Regions from separate parts of the Homo sapiens genome. Here region 2 is linked to region 1. A link is a loop called in an ENCODE intact Hi-C map of the cell type or tissue named here. Cell type or tissue: OCI-LY7. All regions are shown on one strand. Links, peaks and the distances in the headings refer to the core of each region. The heading gives the core; the rest is flanking DNA.

What was found. Peaks named below come from ENCODE experiments on the same cell type or tissue, not always from the same donor. Only the 100,000 strongest peaks of a DNase experiment are listed, where the experiment ranks them.
Region 2: a loop joins it to region 1, with 8 times the contacts of the local background. A loop is called at or near these places in 23 of 110 quality-filtered maps.

What each region holds. Positions count from the first base shown.
Region 1 is chr12:110,096,182-110,106,276 of GRCh38, forward strand. LOC105369976 (a long non-coding RNA gene) reads right to left here and starts at 6,195. Exons shown (of 3, transcript XR_945334.2): 1 at 6,037-6,195. RefSeq lists an enhancer at 6,123-6,417. In OCI-LY7, for the core only: CTCF peaks have their summits at 4,189 (motif pointing right), 4,406 and 6,163 (motif pointing right); DNase peaks (open chromatin) are centred at 4,270 and 6,250; H3K4me3 peaks cover 1,277 bases; H3K27ac peaks cover 1,731 bases.
Region 2 is chr12:110,241,841-110,251,935 of GRCh38, forward strand. No RefSeq gene overlaps it. Among named protein-coding and RNA genes, the nearest start is that of ATP2A2, 34 kb to the right of the region's middle. In OCI-LY7, for the core only: CTCF peaks have their summits at 3,838 (motif pointing left) and 4,044; a DNase peak (open chromatin) is centred at 3,841.

The DNA.
Region 1 (10,095 bases), core at 2,288-7,287:
ATCGACCTAGTGAAATGAAGTCGTATGTCATGTGGTTTGGTTGGCGTTTCCCTAATACAAATTATTATGTGGTAAGCATCTTTTCATGTGGTCATTGGCCATGTGTATATCTTCTTAGATAAATGTCTATTCAAGTCCTTTGCTCACGTGTGACTTGGGTTGTCTTTTTGTCATTGAGTTAGAAGCATGGGGTTTTATTTATTTATTTATTTATTATTTTTGAAACAGAGTCTCACTCTTGTCGCCCAGGCTGGAGTGCAGTGGCGCAATCTCGGCTAACTGTAACCTCCACCTCCCGGGTTCAAGTGATTCTCCTGCCTCAGCCTCCTGAGTAGCTGGGATTACAGGCGCCTGCCACCACAGCTGGCTAATTTTTGTACTTTTAGTAGAGACAGGGTTTCACCATGTTGGCCAGGCTGGTCTCGAACTCTTGACTTCAGGTGATCCACCCACCTTGGCCTCCCAAAGTGCTCCCAAATTACAGGCTTGAGCCACTGTGCCCGGCCTTATTTATTTATTTTTTGAGACAAGGTCTCACTCTATCACCCAGGCTGGAGTGCAGTGGCACAATCATGGCTCACTGCAGCCTCAACCTCCTTGGCTCAAGCAATCCTCCCACCCACCTCAGTCTCTTGTGTAACTGGGACCACAAGCATGTACCACCACACCAGGCTAATTTTTGTATTTTCTATAGAGCCCAGGTTTTATCATGTTGCCCAGGCTGGTCTCAAACTCCTGGTCTCAAGTGTTCTTCCTGCCTCAGCCTCCCAAAGTGCTAGGATTAATAGTTGTGAGCCATGATGCCCAGCCTAAACTTTTAAATAGGGTGATCAGAAAAGATCTCCCTAAGATGATGACTTTTAAGTGAAGACCTTAAGAAGGTGAGAGGGTGAGCCAAGGAGATAACTGGGAAGAGCATTCCAGGCAGAGAGGACAGCAAATACAAAGATCCTGAGGCAAATCACTTTCATTTGTCTGTAACTCTGTTTTCCTGTCTGCAAATGGGGAGGAATAAGACCATGAAGCATCCCAACAAATGGTGGCAAATTATCAACACCTGGGCTCGCCCACTGCTCTTGCTCTTAAGCAAGATACTTAATGAATGTCTCAGAGCTTCAGTTTGCTCACCTGTAAAATGGTGATAATAACTGTACCAATCTCACAGTGTTGTCAGGAGAATTAAAAGACATATGCTTTGCCAGGGCCTGGCACACAGTAGTGTTCACAAATGTAGGGTTTGAACCCAGACTAGGAGGACTTCCAGTCCTGAGGGGTGATCATAGCTCACTGCAGCCTCGACTCCCCAGGCTCAGTGATCCTCCCACCTCAGCCTCTCAAGTAGCTGGGACTACAGGGCATCTGCCACCATGCCCAGCTAATTTTTGTATTTTTTGTAGAGACAAGTTTCACCATGTTTCCTAGGCTGGTCTCAAACTCTTAGGGTCAAGTGATGTGCCTGCCTTGGCCTCCCAAAGTGCTAGGATTACAGGCATCAGCCACCATGCCTGGCCCCTCTTCTTTTTTTCAGACAGAGTTTCGTTCTTGTTACCCAGACTGGAGTGCAATGGTGCAATCTCGGCTCACCGCTACCTCCACCTCCTGGGTTCAAGCGATTGTGCTGCCTCAACCTCCCGAGTAGCTGGGATTACAGGCATGTGCCACGATGCCTGGCTAATTTTGTATTCTCAGTAGAGACTGGGTTTCTCCATGTTGGTCAGGCTGGTCTCGAACTCCCGGCCTCAGGTGATATGCCCGCCTCAACCTCCCAAAGTGCTGGGATTACAGGCCTGAGCCGCTGCGCCCAGCTTTGCTTCGCTTCTCCCCTCCCATTCCCTCCCCTGCTCCTCTCCCCTCCCTTTCCTCTTCCTTTCCTCTTTCTTTTCTTTTCTTTTGAGTTAGAGTCTCACTCTGTTGCCCGGGCTGGAATGCAGTGGCACAATCATGGCTCACTGCAGCCTTGAACTCATGTGCTCAAGCGATCCTCCTGCCTCAGCCTCCCAAGTTGGGATTACAGGCATGAGCCACTGCACTTGGCTCAGTTCCCCTCATTTCTGTGAGAGAGTCTAAAGGGTTTCATGGTGGGGAAGCCTGTGGTCCATCCTGACTGCCTCCCTATGTTTTCCCCTATCTATGTTTTTAAAAGCATAATTTAACCAGCCTGGCCAACATGGTGAAACCCCATCTCTACTAAAAATGCAAAAAATTAGCCGGGTGTAGTGGCGGGCACCTGTAATCCCAGCTACTCAGGAGGCTGAGACAGAAGAGGTTCAAGTGAGGCGAGATTGCACCATTGCACTCCAGCCTGGGCAACGAGAGAGAAACTCCATCTCAAAAAAAAAAAAAAAGCATAATTACTTAGATTCTAACATCAAGCAGGGAGATTAGAGTCTGAATCCCAGCTTTCACCGAATGACCTTGGGCAAATGTCTTAACCTCTTTGAACTAATTTCTTCATCTGTGCCTCAATATTGTGGACAGGATTCAAGATCATATTGTGTCAACAGGAGAATTAACAGAGATAACGCAAGTGAGTATCACCAGCACGTGACAGGTGCTCAAAAAAAAAGTATTCCTGGTCAGACATGGTGACTCACGACTGTAATCCCAGCACTTTGGGAGGCCGAGGCGGGTGGATCATCTGAGGTCAGAAGTTCAAGACCAGCCTGACCAACATGGAGAAACCCCGTCTCTACTAAAAATACAAAATTAGCCGGGGTGGTGGCGCATGCCTGTAATCCCAGCTATTCAGGGAGGCTGAGGCAGGAGAATCGCTTGAACCCGGGAGGCGGAGGTTGCAGTGAGCCGAGATCATGCCATTGCACTCCAGCCTGGGCAACAAGGGTGAAACTCCGTCTCAAAAAAAAAAGTCTTCCCTCCACTATGGCTTCATCGTGTGTCTGCCCAGCAAATATGATTCGGGGCAATCAAAAAACACAAGATTATTTTAAATAGATCATCTTCAACACAAATTACCACAGTGTTTTGCTTTGTTTTGTTTTTTGGTGGCGAATAGATTGTGGGCCTTGGGGGGCGTCTCAAGTGAGTGCTCAGATCCCAGCTTCTGTGCTTTATTGGCTGTTGGACCTCCGGCGAGTGTCTTAACCTGTCTGAGCTTTAGTTTCCTGGCCTAACTTACAAAGTAGTTGTAAGAATCCAAGATAATTTTCGTAAAGCACCTAGCACCCAAGAGGACTTTGGGCCTTATGGGGCCGCAGTAGTTATCCAGCTATGAAAAAAAGGACAAAAGGCCAGGCACAGTGGCTCATGCCAGTAATTCCAGCACTTTGGGAGGCCGAGGCGGGTGGATCACTTGAGGTCAGGAGTTCGAGACCAGCCTGGCCAACATGGCAAAAACCTGTCTCTACTAAAAATACAAAAATTAACCAGGCGTGGTGGCACACGCCTGTAATCCCAGCTACTCTGGAGGCTGAGGCAGAATAACTTGAACCCAGGAGGCGGAGGTTGCAGTGAGCTGATATCACTCCACTGCACTCCAGCCTGGGCGACACAGTGAGACTCTGTCTCAAAAAAAAAAAAAAAAAAAAAAAAAGGACAAGAAACCCGAGCAGTTTGGGTGGCAAAGGAAGACCAGGAGAGAGAAATTCCAATCAGGCTATTTAGAAACGCCATGCAGAGCTGGGCACAGTGGCTCACACTTGTAATCCCAACACTTTGGGAGGCTGAGGCGGGCAAATCACAAGGTCAGTAGTTCAATTCCAGCCTGGCCAATATGGTGAAACCCCATCTCTACTAAAAATACAAAAATTAGCCAGGCATGGTGGCGGGCGCCTGTAATCCCAGCTACTCGGGAGGCTGAGGCAGGAGAATTGCTTGAACCTGGGAGGCAGAGGTTGCAGTGCGCCGAGATCATGCCACTGCATGCCAGCCTGGGCAACAGAGCAAGACTCTGTCTCAAAAAAAAAAAAAAAAAGAAAAGAAAAGAAAAGAAAGAAATGCTGTGCAGAGCCTAGTGAGAGTGAAATCAAAATCAACGAGTTTCCAGCCTTATTTTTCTCCCTCTAGAAAGAGCTAGGGATCAGGAATCTCAAATTTGGACTTCACTTTGTCCAAAGCTAACTCTGTGCCCTTGAGCAAATCTCTTCCCCTCTCTGTGCCTCAGTTTTCCAGGAATCCCTTTGTAAAGACCCTTTCCTCTCTGAAACCATGGTGGTACTGCTACTGACCAGCAGAGGGCAGTGATGCACCAACATTCTCTATGGATCTGCGTTGCTTTTGTCTGGCCTTGGACAAGAACATTTAAATAATTAGTTAGTGGTCTGTGTCACTCTTTTTCAAAGAGCCTTATTTTATCCTCAGCGCATAGTCAGAATAAGGTCTTGCCACAGTGCACAGATGAGGAAGTAGAGCCTCAGAAGCATAAGAAACTTAACCGGTAATTTTGGTCACACCACATCCTAAATTTAGACTATCAGAATGGTATGAACACATTGCTGTATGTCTGGGCTGCATGGCATCGATAATCCATTACCTGCTTTATGGTTCATGAAGCACTTTCTGATCCTCAATATCAGAATTCTCATCTTATTCTCCTCCAGTTTACAGGTGAGCAAACAGTGGCCTCTAGAGGTTATGTCATTTGGCTTAGCATTTTCTTGTTCTTTTTTTTCTCCAGGTGTTTTTTTGTTTGTTTGATTGTTTGTTTGTTTTGAGACAGAGTCTTGCTCTGACACCTAGGCTGGAGTGCAGTGGCGCAATCTCGGCTCAGTGCAACCTCCACCTCCTGGGTTCAAGCGATTCTCAGGCCTCAGCCTCCCGAGTAGGTGGGACTACAGGCAAGAGCCACCACGCCTGGCTAATTTTTGTATTTTTAGTAGAGACAAGGTTTCACCATGTTGGCCAGGCTGGTCTCAAACTCCTGACATCAGTTGATACACCTGCCTCAGCCTCCCACAATGCTGGGATTACAGGCGTGAGCCACCAAGCCCCTCCTCTTCAGGTTTTATTTATTTATTTTAGCAACAGGGTCTCACTATGTTGCCCAGGCTGGCCTCAAACTCCTGGCTTCAAGTGATCCTCCCACCTTGGCCTCCCAAGTAACTGGGATTTACAGCAGTGAGCCACTGCACCCGGCACTAGCATATTCACAATCAGCTCCATCTTACAGACTGGTTGACTCCCAGAAATATTAGCTTAACAACAGAACCTGGCGTTCTGCAGTTTTTATGTGATGAAATGTAGTGAGTGAGTGCTCATCCAAATATTGCTCCTTGTTTTGGAAAAGGAATTAAGCCCCTTTCCCTGTCTCAGCAGCCACACCATTATTAGCAATCCCATAGGAAACTGGAATAGCTTTACATAGACAGTGGTTCTCAAAAAGGACTATCAAATGACACACCTGTCCCCAACTCCAGATTCTGATATCCACACCCCAAACATCCAATCACTGGTTTTGATGGTCTTTTGACGTTGTTGTTTGTTTGTTGTTATAGTTTTTGTTTTTGTTTTGAGATGGAGTCTCGCTCTGTCGCCCAGGCTGGAGTGCAGTGGCACGATCTCAGCTCACTGAAACTTCCACCTCCCAGATTCAAGTGATTCTTCTGCCTCAGCCTCCCGAGTAGCTGGACTACAGGCGTGCACTACCATAAATTTTTTTTTTTTTTAGACAGAATTTTGCTCTTGTCACCCAGGCTAGAGTGCAGCGGCACGATCTCAGCTCACTGCAACCTCCGCCTCCCAGGTTCAAGAGATTCTCCTGCCTCAGCCTCCCGAGTAGCTGGGATTACAGGCGCCCGCCACCATGCCTGGCTAATTTTTGTATTTTTAGTAGAGACAGGGGTTTCACCATATTGGCCAGGCTGGTCTGGAACTCCTGACCTCAGGTGATCTTCCTACCGCGGCCTCCCAAAGTACTGGGATTACAGGTGTGAGCCACCGCGCTCGGCCTTGTTTGTTGTTTTGATCTGTTTGTGTGTGCTATGTCATCAACAGACTCCTGGGTTGGATAAGATGCTGTAACAGAAAAGTGCAACTCAAATTAGCTTAAACACGTAAACATTAGGAAAATTTCCACCTCACCTAACAAGTAAACTGCAAGGTAGCAAAGGTAGCTACTAAACAACAGCAGCAGCTTCTCTCCATTTTTTCACCTTCATCACGATGGGCAAAAGTGCCCTTTAGTGTGAGTCCCCCTCATGGATACAAGATGGCAACTGCATTCCCAAGCATGGCAGCCACAAGGGGGCAACACCCAAAGGAAGATAAAAGGCCTCTTCCTTGTGTCTCTTTATAAAAGGAACTACCCACCCCAGCTGATTTGCTCTCACATCTCATTGGCCAGAAATGGATCACGTGGCCCTGCCTAAACCAATCACTAGCCAGGGAATGAGATTGACATGAAGGCTTAGGCCTCTGGATCTCAACCAGCGGTGATTTTATCCTGGAGGGGACATTTGGTACTGTCTGCTCACATTTTTGATTGCCACAACTGAGGGCAGGATACTACTAGCAGCTACTGAGTAGAGGCCAGGGATGCTGCTAAAATCTTACGATGCAGGACAGCCCCACAGCAAAGAATTATTTGGCTTTTTAAAAAAGTTTTTCTTTCTCTTCTTAGGTATAGACTACCACGTAAACTGTGATTTGAAATATTGCTACTACTTGGCTGTCCCTACATCAGATTTTCATTTAAGTGGATTCCTCTGTAGTATTTCTCCTCTTCCTTCTCCTCCTTGAATCTCCCCAGTCTTTCCTTTTATAAAGTTGTTGAACCAATATCCTATTTAAAATTGTGTTTTGGGGGTAGCTGTCTTTATTACTGTCACTGTCTTATAAAACCAGAGATGACATATTTGTAAACAGAGCTTGAGAAATGAACGAGGCCCAGTGGAAGCAGAAAATTTGATGAGATTAGATTTTTTGTGAGACAGGGGTCTCGCTATGTTGCCCAGGCTGGTCTTGAACTCCTGGCTTCAAGCAATCCTTTCACCTTGGCCTTCCAAAGTGCTGGGAATCCTTGCGTGAGCCACTGCGCCTGGCCTTACCTGGCCTAAAATGTCAGCAGTGTTGGAAGGTGAGAAACCCTGGCATAGACCGATTCACTAGAGGATTCTTTCTCTACTGCAGGGCTTGGGGCTGGTATCTGCCCTCCATGAAGCACATAACTACAAGGAGGAGGGAGGACACCACACAAAATTGAGGTTCAGAGAATTTGAAAGAAGAACTTGGCGGGGGCTGGCTTTTGGGAAGGGGACCAAAAGTCTCTGAAGCCCTGATGCTGTGAATTTAGCTCCCAGCAGGCTCTAAGGAGCTCTGACACCGTGTGCCCTGCTGCTGGGAGTTAGGAATAGCACAGAATCAACACTTGGCCCTTGCCCTCACATTGCTTATAGGCCAGCTGTTTAAGCCAGACTGGCATTACTTCCTTTTTGCTATTATCGTTTATAGTGTTTCTTCATGGTAGAAAATACAGAAAGGAATACGGAAACAAAGCCAGAATCGCTCATACTCCTACCACTCAGAGAGAACCACACTAACATTTTGTTTCCTTTCAAATTTGGTACTGTTTTCTAATTATCACAATTCACACAAATTATCTCCTCATTCTTTCATTCAGTCCACAGCTATAGAGCTGAGTGCTGGTGTGTGCGGTTCAGATTCTCACTGCACTGAGAGTACCCAGAAGAACAAGTTCACTGGAGTTCAGAGCAGTTAGATGTGGGAGACTTGACTTGGGCAACCTGAATGGAGAAAGAGGGAATAAGGATGGCTTCCACAGAGCAGAAGGGCCTGCACCAGGAAGATTGCAGGTATTGTAGATATCTGGTTCTTTGACTTATTCAGCATTCATTCCTCACTTCTTTTTTTTTCCTTTTTCTTTTTCTTTTTTTTTTTTTAAGATGGAGTCTCGCTCTGTCACCCAGGCTTGAGTGCAGTGGTGAGATCTCGTTTTACTGCAACCTCCACCTCTGGGGTTCAAGTGATTCTCGTGCCTCAGCCTCCCGAGTAGCTGGGAAGGCGCGCGCCACCAGGCCCGGCTAATTTTTGAATTTTTAGTAGAGACGGGGTTTCACCATATTGGCCAGGCTGGTCTTGAACTCCTGACCTCAGGTGACCCGCCCACTTCGGCCTCCGAAAGTGCTGGGATTAAAGGCGTGAGGTACCGTTCCGGCCTCATTCCCCACTTCTGAGAAGAGCACCTGGCTTTCCTTTGGAGGAGTCATTCCTTCCCCACCATCAGCCCTCAGCTCCTGCTTGGGTGCAGCTAACCCTACCCCTCGGTTCCAGGTGGTCACATGACCCAACTCTGGTCAATCCCTCCCACCAGTGATTGGCTCACAGCTGGGCACATGACTAGATCAGGCCAATCAAGACCAAGGAGACTCTGTTCCATCTGTGGGGCCTGCCTAGAAAGGGAAACTCTCTCTCCATTGGATTTGGAGCTATAAGGATGAAGCCTGGAGCTGCTGGTGGCTGCTTTTCTATCAGGAGCAGAGAGAGGATACTGGGAAATAAAGCCAACACGGTAAAGGGAATAGCTGAGAGATGGAGGAAGTGTGACCACCCTGAGGGAAACCTTGGAGCTTCTCCAGCCAGTTGTATTGAAGTCCATGGCTTCTACGGATTTCCAGTTACGTAATCGAATCAATTGCCTTTTTTGGCTTAAGCCAGTTTCAGTTAACTTTCTGTCTTTTGCAACTGAAAGTTCAGACATACTGTTTGCTAGAGTAATGGAAAAAATGGACTCAGAGGCAAGAAGGACTTTGCTCTGACATTAACCAGCTGTGTCCTTGGGTAAAATCACTTCATCTTCCAGATTCAATTCTCTAGAATGAAGGAAATAATACGTTCCTCTTGGGTGGCTGGAAGAATTGAATGACCTCCTGTGGCTGGCAGTGCTTTGTGAACGTGAAGGGAAATATAAATGCAAGGAGTTCTTATAAATGGCAGGGATAATTTTAGGAAAGAGGTTTCAGATGAGCTTAAAAGGATGGCGGGCTCCAAGGTAAACTCAGATGCTGTAGCAACCAGGTGGTGATGGAAGCCTGTGAAGTGGTGGCAGGTATAAGGAAGTTCAGGGGCCTTTCTGGTCTACTCTTTCCTTTTCTCTTTGATACATTTGTGAGACAAAGGAGTATTACTGTAAGAAAAATGGCAGCACAAACGTGATGATCACCATCAACTGACACTGGCTTTAGGATCAGAGACAACAGGGAGTGGTGGGGACTGTGGCAGACTGGACAGTGCATGTCCCATTGTAAGCAAGCAGGCTTCCTCAGCTCCAGCCAATCTATGCCACACAGTATGGCCAGATTTGCTAATTTTTCTTTTCTTTCTTTTTTTTAATAGAAAAGTGGGAAATATCTTTTAATGTTTGAGTATTTTCTTAAAATTTTCCTTTTTTTTTCTTTTTGAGGCAGAATCTTCCTCTGTTGCCCAGGCTGGAGTGCAGTGCCATGATCTCACCTCACTGCAACCTCTGCCTCCTGGGTTCAAGCGATTCTCCTGCCTCAGCCTCCCAAGTAGCTGGGACCACAGGCACACGCCACCACACCTGGCTAATTTTTTTGTGTTTTTGGTAGAGATGGGGTTTCACCATATTGGCCAGTCTGGGCTCGAACTCCTGACCTCAAGTGATCCGCCTGCCTTGGCCTCCCAAAGTACAAGGATTACAGGTGTGAGCTACCACACCTGGCCAGATTTAACATTTTTTTGACTTAACACATTAATATAATAAAGGAATATGGCTCCCTTATTAACATAAATATAGTTTTAAAATATTCTTTTCATGAAGTTAACTGTGTTTATTTAGCCATTTTCTTAGCTTTTGCCATCATGGTTCTTGGAGAATTTTTTCTGTAATTGCTGCAGTGAGCTTGGAGATCACAGATGTATATAATTTAAATATTACTTCCTCAGGTTTATTCTTAGAAGTAGTATTACCAAATCAAAAGTTCTCAACATTTCTCAGGGTACTGCAATTTTTACATTGCATATCAAAACTGTTGTTACTGAAATCTGCATTCCTTTCATCAGTTCACAGAAATTTGCAATCACAGACATCTTTAGATCTATGTCCAGCTGCGTTCATTTCACATATTCAGAAATGAAGCCTAAAGATCTGAACCCAGAAGCCAG
Region 2 (10,095 bases), core at 1,962-6,961, 150 kb after region 1:
CTACTCTCTTTGAGGCCAAAAGGATTTTTTGGTACCTTTCTTAGGGATATCATAGTTTGAGATACCATGAAAGATGTTCAGGCAGAGCCTTTTCAACGAAATCACCTTGCTGTGGTCTTCACAGAGTCTAGTTAATAGAAGTTTTGCACTGGCTGGGTGTGGTGGCTCACTCCTGTAATCCCAGCACTTTGGGAGGCTGAGACGGGCGGATCACTTGAGCCCAGGAGTTCGAGACCAGCCCTGGCAATATGGTGAGTTCTTGTCTCTACAGAAAACAACAATTTAAAAAAAATAAATAGGCATGGTGGCACACCCCTGTAGTCCCAGCTACTTGGGAAGCTATAGTGGGAGGATCGCTTGAGCCTGGGAGGTCAGTGAGCCATGATGGTGCCACTGCACTCCAGCCTGGGTGACAGAAAGAGGCCATGTCTCACACACACACTAAAAAAGTTTTATACTATCTAGGGCCGGGCACACTGGCTCTCACCTGTAATCCCAGCACTTTGTGAGGCCAAGGTGGGTAGATTACTTGAGGCCAGGAATTCAAGACCAGCCTGGCCAACATGGTGAAACCCCGTCTCTACTAAAAATACAAAAAGTTAGCCAGGAGTGGTGACGGATGTCTATAATCCCAACTGCTCAGGAGGCTGAGGCAGGAGAATCACTTGAACCCGGGAGGTGGAGGTTGCAGTGAGCCAAGATCACGCCACTGCACTCCAACTTGGGCAACACAGTAAGGCTCCATCTCAAAAAAAAAAAAAAAAGTTTTGTACTATCTAGGATGGTGGTTATAGTAGCACAACAGTGTGAATGTACTTAATGCCACTGAACTTACATTTTAAATGGTAATTTTATATTATGCTTTTTTTTTTTGAGACAGAGTTTCACTCTTGTTGCCCAGGCTGGAGTGCAATGGCGCGATCTTGGCTCACCGCAACCTCCACCTCCTAGGTTCAAGTGATTCTCCTGCCTCAGCTTCCTGAGCAGCTGGGGTTACAGGCATGCACCACCACTCCCGACTAGTTTTGTATTTTTAGTAGAGACGGGGTGTCTCCATGTTGGTCAGGCTGGTCTCAAACTCCTGACCTCATGTGATCTGCCTGCCTTGGCCTCCCAAAGTGCTGGGATTACAGGCATGAGACACCACGCCTGGCCTATTATGCATATTTTTACAATAAAAAAAATTTGAAGATCTGGAAACTGGATCCTAGGACCTAGAATATTTCTCTGGCCCCCAAACTACCTGTTTTTCTGTTATCAAGGGATCCAGGAGACCCAGATGCTAATCAGGAGCTCTTATGGGAGCCTGGAAAGCAGCTGCAGACTCTAAGGGTATCTTGACTTCTACCTGTGTAAGTACAGTTCTGTGTGGCCAGCTAACTGGCCAGGAGACTGTGTCTCTGTTCTTGTCTGTGTAATGCTACATAAGTACTGCCAAATTCTTGGGTACGGGGGGTTTCTCCTTGTGTCAGTATCTTGCAGACCATTTCCCCATTTGTTGATACTCATTCTTTAGTCTAATTAGAGGACAGTTGAGTGTTGTGCAGTTTTCTCAGATTGCCCACAGTAGAGGAGGTGCGCTGGCTGTGGTGATGCAAGAGCAACAGTTATCATGTAGGATGGGCAGAAGGTCCCCAGTGGTTGAAAGCTCACAGTCGCCTCAGCTACACACTTTTCTTTTTTGAAACAGGGTCTCGCTCTGTAATCCAGGCTGGAGTTCAGTGGCGTGATCATGGCTCTCTGCAGCCTCAAACTCCTGGGTTCAAGTGATCCTTCCACCACAGCCTCCTGAGTAGCCGGGACTACAGGGACACGCCACCATGCCCAGCTCATTTTTTAAATTTTTTGTAGAGATGGGGCCCCACTATGTTAACCAGGCTTGTTATGCTTTTAAAATACTTAAGACCTGACAATATCATTTGAAACCAAATCACTCCATTTCCCTCTCTTTATATCTTAAGGAAAACAGAGGCATCCTTTCATAGCCTTTGAGAGTCACAAAATTTGGGCGGCAAGAAATGAAGGTTGGCTGGACATGGTGGCTCACACCTCTAATCCCAGCACTTTAGGAGGCCGAGGAGGGTGGATCACTTGAGGTCAGGAGTTAAAGACCAGCCTGGCCAACATGGTGAAACCCCATCTGGCCAGGCGCAGTGGCTCACGCATATAATCCCAGCACTTTGGGAGGCCGAGGCGGGTGGATCACCTGAGATCAAGAGTTTGAAACCAGCCTGGCCAACATGGCGAAACTCTGTCTCTACTAAAAATACAAAAATTAGCCAGGTGCGGTGGTGCACACCTGTAATCCCAGCTACTCGGGAGGCTGAGGCAGGAGAATCACTTGAAACCGGGAGGCAGAGGTTGTGGTGAGTCAAGATCACACCACTGCACTCCAGCCTGGGCAACAGAGTGAGACTCCGTTTCAAAAAAAAAAAAAAGAAAGAAACCCCATCTCTACTAAAAATACAAAATCAACCAGGTATGGTGGCACACGCCTGTAGTCCCAGCTACTTGGGAGGCTGAGGCAGGAGAATCGCTGGAACCCAGGAGGCAGAGGTTGCAGTGAGCCGCGATCACGCCTCTGCACTCTGGCCTGGGCAACAGAGAGAATCTCTGTCTCAAAAAAAAAAAGAAAGAAAGAAATGAGGGTGGCTCTGCAGAAGTCTCTCTGCGTGAAAGGGCAGTGGAGATCGCCCACAGTGTGTGGAGCTGCTGGCGTTCATGCCGAGCCGTGGGCCCTCATAGAGCTGGTCCTGAAGGTTCAGCAGCTGTTCGGCATAAGCCACTTCAATCCGCTGGCAGTGAGTTTGGAGAATCTTTTAGCTTTGCTCCTAAAGGTAGATTCCAGGCGGTCTCAGAAGAATGATAAAGGGAGGGAGAAACAGGGCAGATGAATAAGAAAAAAGCTAGAAAAAGATTTGTATTGATGCTAGAAAAAAATGAAAGCTCTTTGTGGGTTTATTTATGCAAAGTAGAGTGCAAATACCTTGACTTGGCTGTTATTTAGGACCTTCCCTCCTCCCCTGATTACCTTCCAAACTGACACACACACCCCAGAGCAATTCAGAGCTCTGGTCTGGAAAATCTTCCCACTGAGGCGTCAGTAGCTTGCCCTGTGATGACAGGTTTAATGGTTTTCTATCTCTGCATTCCACTAGGACCACCTACCCAGAGGCCACGCCCTACTGACCCGGTTAGCCAGAGCCTGAGACTAAGCGTGAGCACACAGAGGGCAGTACCAGTGCAGGCGCCGGGAGAGCTGCGTTTTGCTTTGAGTGAATCGCTCTGGTTGGCTGTGTGGCCATGTCCATGTTGCTTGCCCTCTCTGTAATTCAGGGTCCCAAATTATATAATGGGACTGATGGTTCTTGTCTCCTAGAAATGTCATGAGAACAGAGTAAATTATTGGTCTTCACCTTTTTTTTTTTTTTTTGAGGTAGGATTTCCTAGGCTCTCTTATACCAGAGAAGAAAATGTCCTTAGAAGACATTTAATCAGAGAATAGACAGAGAGAAGGCAAACTTGCTCACAACCTGCCTTGAAGTCTCTTACATGTCTCCTTCCAGAGAAGTCCAAGGGAATCTTCAGTAATTGCTGGACAGCAACCTGGAGTAGGGGGTGGAGGTGATGTATTTTTCTTTCTTCCAGTTTCCCCTTCCAGTCTGATCTCTCTTTGAGTGACACTGATTGGGGTGGGCCAAGGGTCATGGGTGAAAACGTCCCCGCTGCTCAGGTCTGCTTATTGGATAATACACCCATCAGCCTGCCCTCTCCGTGGGCAAAGCCCCAGCCTTTGTATTGATGTGTGTTTGATTGTTTAAAGGCAGCCCTGCTGGCTCAGTGCCCCCTGCTGGCCTCCATCTGTGGCAAAGAGCACACAGCCAGAGAGCAGCAGTCACTGAGGGCAGGGCCAGGGCAGCACCAGGCTTCCCAGTCACCTGCCTGCAGTGCCCAGGAACTCACTGTCAACTCCTTGTCCTTATGAAAGTTCCTCGGGTTCTCCTTTTCATGATTGTATTAATCTCCTGTTGTAACAAATCACCACAAATCCAGTAGCTTAAAACAACATGAATGCATGATCTTCCATTTCTGGAGGCCAGAAGTGCAAAGTGGGTCTCACAAGGCTAAAATCAAGGTGCTGGCTTGGCCGTGTTCCTTCTGGAGGCTCTAGAGGAGAAGCCATTTCCTTTTCTTTCCCAGCTTCTAGGGGCTGCCCATATTCCTTGGCTTGTGGCCTCTTCCTCGTCTTCAAAGCCCGTCGCTCCAGCCTGTTTCTGTCCTCACGTGTCCTCCCCAACTCTGACCCTCCTGCCTTCTTCCTGTAAGAACCTTATGATTAAGTTGGGCCCCAGCCCTGTCTGTCCTTGGGTTTCTAAGGATTTCTCAGGAATGGAAGTGCTGTTCCTTGTCAGCTGGGAGCCAGTGGGATAAGTGCATTGATTAGGAAGTTTCCTGAGGACAGGAGGCACCCAACCTTACAGGCCTTTGACACCCTCCCGCCCAAAGCAGTTGATGACCAGTGAGAGGACTGAGAGTCCAGAAATAAAAAGAAGCGGGACCCCATATGTCTGGATTATAAGAAACTCAATTGATAAGGATGAGAGCAGGCAAACGGGCTGATGTCACACACAAGCAGCCTGATCAACGACCTTCTCCCTTGCCCCAATTCTGGAATCACTTCACCAAAGCACCACCATGCTTTCCATCTCTTAATGCCTTTATTTTTAGTTTGGGGTATTTTCTATTGTTTGAAGGTTGCCTTGCAACCCGTTCGCCTGGAGGGTTTAAACAATATAGAGTTTCTTTGCTGAGCAGCAACAGTAGCCAAGAGAGACTGAATATAAACTTTTAAGTCTATTTTCTCAGGGTTCCTCCATCAGGAATGGCTTTAAACAGAAGAGCGCACTCCCCTGGCTTGCCTCTCCCTGGGGGAGGGGAGAAGGGTAGCTGATGGAGAACATTTTGTGTTCTCTTATCTTTCATCCTAGTGGAAGGGGATAAGCACCAGAATAGGAAAACAAAATATCTGGCTATTAATATACTCTAAGTCCTCCAGCACATGGATTGGGTTTGTTTATTTGTGAAAGGGAAGGATGCTTTTCTCTGACCTTTGTAAGCGCTTCTGCCAGCTGGGAGGGCCCTGGCAGAGGGAGTGCCCTCCATAAGGTGAAGGGGCCAGGGGGCCAGGGCCTAGCTTCCTAGGAAAAGAGAAAACCCTCAGACTTTTCTCAAGAAAAGTTGCTTTTCAGGATCAACCTGCTTCAAGCCCCAGCAGTGTCATCCAGGAAAAAAAGAGAGAGAGAGAGAGAGCAAGCAGGAGGATTTCTCACGCAAGAGCCAGAGTGTCCCCACCTCCCCACCAGACGTGTATCTCTGTCACCCTGTTTGTACCTAACCTGGGGAACCAGAGAACTGGGCAGCCTTGCCAGAAGAAAGAACACACAGGTTCCTCAAGACACCCACTTATATGGCAGTAAGCAAGGCTAAAAAAGGAGTGTTCCCCTGCCCCAGAGGACAAAGGCTGGCAAGAGGAAGGCACGCAACACTGCCCAGCTCAGGCTCTGCACTGTCATTCTGTGTTTCCCTCGGACCCTGTAGTGGATTGAACCAAGGAGTGCCCTGGAGTAGGTCATCATTTTCTGGGCGGCTAGTTAATGATAAGCTTTCAGCTGGGAAGGAGCCAGAAGGAAAGAGGCTTCCTCAGGGGGCAGGAGCACGCAGGCCTCCAAGCCCCACACCTGCTGTGTCATGTCAGAGGTGCCAGAGCACCCTTTGACTGCCTGAAGAGGTCTCGGCTTGCCACCCACCAGGGTCAGGTCGTCTCAGGTCCCCGGGGAGGTTTGACTAGCCAAGAGCCCCAGGCAGAGGCACCAGGAGAGGAGAGCAGCATTGGCAGGGCCTGCCCTCTCCCAGAGCAAACAGGGACAAAGGTTGGTGTACTCACGGCTGCCTCTCCCATCCTGCCTGTGCCTGCCCGCCACACCAGATACTCCAGGTTGTCCCAGCATTGCTACATTAGGCAGGAATCTGTCATCTCTGCCTGCTGGGTCACTCATTACCCCAGATCCAATTCCCAGGCAGGGAAGTTTGGGGCATCAGAGCAGCGGAGAAGGCTTTGGCATTCAGGAGCTTTAAAACAGAAAAGCTGTCGTGTCTGTACCTGTTCAGTAGGGAGCCAAACGTGTTTATTGCATGTGTTATGATGCTATCGTGAAAGTATGCATGAAAGGAAATAATTTGTAAGCTCGCTACCCTGCCTGTCTGGAAAAGTGGGGCCCTCTGTGTAAACCCCAGCTCTGCAGGCATTCTGAGAGCTTGAACATTCCTTGTGACTATTTCTTATACTACATTTCACTGCCACCCCAGTGTGTTTGAATTTGTCTCTGCGCCAGCAGGTCGGAGTACCCATTGGGATTCTCTGTGAGAATTCAAACAAGTTGGAGGCGCTGAGGTTGCCAAGTGCAACCAGGTCTGGCACAGACTTGGCGTGAGAGAGAGCAGGAGCAAGAAGGCTTGGACATCATGAATCACTGAAGCCCTGGCCCATATAGCCTTCTTGTTTGGGATTAGTATAGAAGTGTTGTTTTTCCTTCTTTATACCTGAGAATGGCCTTCAGCTGCTGAAATGATGATATTTATCAAGGTAGTACTATACTAAGAACTGAATGAATGATCTCATTTACCTCCCACCTCAAACCCATGAGATAGATACAGATGAGGACCCATGCTCAGAGAATTTGAGTAACATGCTTAAGGTGACCTCCTACTTCATCTGCAGTTATTTTGTTTGTTTGTTTGTTTATTCATTTGAGATGGAATCTCACTCTGTTGCCCAGGCTGGAGGGCAGTGGCACAATCTCAGCTCGCTACAAACTCCACCTCCCAGGTTCAAGCGATTCTCCTTGCTCAGCCTCCTGAGTAGCTGCGATTACAGGCGTGCACCACCATGCCTGGCTAATTTTTGTAGTTTTAGTGGAGACAGGGTTTCACCATGTTGACCAGGCTGGTCTCAAACTCCTGGCCTCAAGTGATCCACCCACCTCAGCCTCCCAAAGTGCTGGGACTACAAACATGAGCCACCTTGCCTGGCCTCATCTGCAGATAAGACTTGCTAGCACCCTATTCTGAAAGGAGAGGAAGAAAGAAGATGAGGATGAGTATTTCTGAGGGCTGTAGTTGTGTACTGGTTTCTTAGAAGCTAGGGCCCTCCTGATTTATATTCCATGGGGCTGTCTGAGGAAGTTGTTTAGCTTTTGAGGTGATAGATGAGGGCTGGGTCACTTCTGTTTGCAGAGTGTGGGCTGAAGGGTAAGTCAGGACATTTCTCCTCTGGTCCCCATCAGGGACTCACAGGCTGACTCCTGTGGCTGTGTTTATATCATCATTTTTAAGGCATCAGTACCAGCATGGCAGCTCTAAGCTCCCTCTTCCTTTTGCCGTCCTCCATGTGGAAAGAAGCCAAACGGGAGAACTTCCCCAACCATTTCCCCTCAGTGCAGCTGGTACCAGCTTGAAACCTAAGACACATAGCACTGCAGCCCGGCCAAAGCATGGCTAATCCGTGTTTCTTTAGACACAGCAGGAAGCTGCTCTGTGGCCTGGTGTCAGGAACCATCTCAGGGCCCATGGGTGTTCTGCTTCCTTGGTTTGACCCTGAGGGGTCAGCTGGCAGGTGAAGCCCATCAACACTGACTCTGTAGACGGGGACTATCATCAGCAGCTTATGGAAGAGAGGGAAGAGGATGTCTGGGATTTGAATCTTTTACTCAGGGCCTTTTCTGGAAAAGCAGTCTCTTTGGAAAAGGAGGATGATAGAGGAGTTTCCATAAGGTGGAAACGGCTCCCTCCATGTGTGACTGTGAGAAGGGAGTGTCGGTCCAGTGCCATGTCCCATTCCAACAGGTGGCCTCCAGTTGCCATCAGTGCCCTTCGCCATGCCTTCGTCCTGGGGGTGGCCTGCAGTGTTGGTAGGGGACCCTGCCTTTCCTGGCCATCCCCATAGGCCACAGGCCCCTCCAGTATGCTGCTCCTGCACGGTGCCCAGAGCCTGTTCCACCCCGCCAGGCACCTCTGTCCGTCACATCGGCTGCACACATCAGCTCTGCCCCACTCTGTGTTTCTGAATTACTCTCACTGGCAACCAGCACAAGCTCTGCCCTCCCAGTGTCCTGATATCCTCTGGTTAATAAGCAGCTCACATAAAGACACCAAGAGCTGTTGCAAGTGGTAGAGAAAAGCCACAGCTCTCTGAATACAGTCCAGGAAGCCCTGGACTTGGCCCAGGAACTTGGTGGCTGTTTCTGTTCTCTGCCCCTTGGTAGCCTTCCTCACCGGGTATAAAAGGGAGAGAAGCTTGAATCCTTACCCTGAGGCATAGGAGACTACAAGGCAGTGAGGGGCTTATTAGTCAATGAGAGACTTTTGCTGAAGCTGGACGACCCTTCCTGGAGGAGTCCTCTTTTCTAAAAGAAAACAAATTCCTGCCCTTTATTCTTTCAAATCTACTTCTAGAAAAGTCTTAGAGTTCCTGTTAATTCAAACACCAATCTCCCACCTTCCCTCTCTCCTGTCTCTATGAGCTGCCTGGGCGGCACACTTCCTACCCACCTGCTCACTCCCTCCATCTCCTATACTGTTTTATCCCCTGGAGTTTGGAGATGTCCCTGTGGAAGGGGACAGTGGGGAGTGTGTGCCAGATCCCCCCCGCCCATTGTCACCTTGGTCTGAATCCAACCCCACAAGGGGAGCTGGAGCCGTCTCCCTGCATCTCCCTGGGCCTGCCCATTGTCAAGGTCCTGGTCACCTTTGAAGCCTCCTGCAGGGATCCCCAGTGCCAATGGAGCCTTTTCCAAAGCCCAGTAGCATGACATTTTAGACTTGGAAATCCCTAGACAAATAAATCTCACTTAATCCTCACCAAGTTGGCCCCCAGTGGAGACAATTGCTTAGCCAAGTTTATCAGGTACCACTAGTTCTTGCAGCAAACATTCCTTCTGTTCCAGGCATTGTGCTCGGGTTGGCAATACAGGATAAACAAGACAAGGTCCCTGTCCTTGCGGAGCAACCAGACCATCAGAAGAGACACACATAAAACAGAGGGGCCTGCTCATTTTGCATGCCTCATACCCAACATTTCTCCACTCTCACAGGCTCTCCAAGTCCCTACTCTTGCCATTTCCCAGCTCTGTAATGTAAATGGCTTACTGTATGCCTCAGGCTCCTCATCTGTAAAATGGGGTTATTAATAGTATCTACCTCGCCTGGGGGCGGTGGCTTATGCCTGTAATCCCAGCACTTTGGGAGGCCGAGGTGGTTGGATCACGAGGTCAGGAGTTCGAGACCAGGCTGACCAACATGGTGAAACCCTGTCTCTACTAAAAATACAAAAATTAGCTGGGCATGGTGGCCCGCACCTTTAATCCCAGCTACTCTGGAGGCTGAGGCAGGAGAATCACTTGAACCCGGGAGGCAGAGGTTGCAGTGAGCCGAGATCGCGCCATTACACTCCAGTCTGGGCAACAGAGCGAGACTCCATCTGAAAAACGTAAAAATAATAGTATCTACCTCATAGGGGTGCTGTGAGGATTTAATGAGATACCATATTTTAAGGCACATAGCAGTGCCTGGCGAGTAGGGCTAAGTCAGCGTTGGCTGCTGTTATTTTCTCTGGAGGATAATATTTGCCAGGGAGAGCAGTGGAATCAGGCAGAACTGGACTGCAATCCTGTTTTCCCCACACATTAACAACTGTATTCTTTTGGGCAAAACAATCTCTCAGCATCAGCTTCGTGGGTAAAGACAAATTACTTCATAAGAATAAACTCAGGCCAGCCAAAGTGCCTGGGTGACAGAGCGAGACCCTGTCTCAAAACAAAACAAAACAAACAAACAAAAAAGAAGAAATTCAGGCCGAGCGCATTGGCTCATACCTGTAGTCCCAGTACTTTGAGGAGCTGAGGCGGGGGATCGCTTGAGCCCAGGAGTTTGAGAGCAGCCTAGGCAACATGGTGAAACCCCATCTCTAAAAAAGTACAAAAATTAGCTGGGCATGGTAGTGAGTGCCTGTAGTCCCAGCTACTCGGGAGGCTGAGGCAG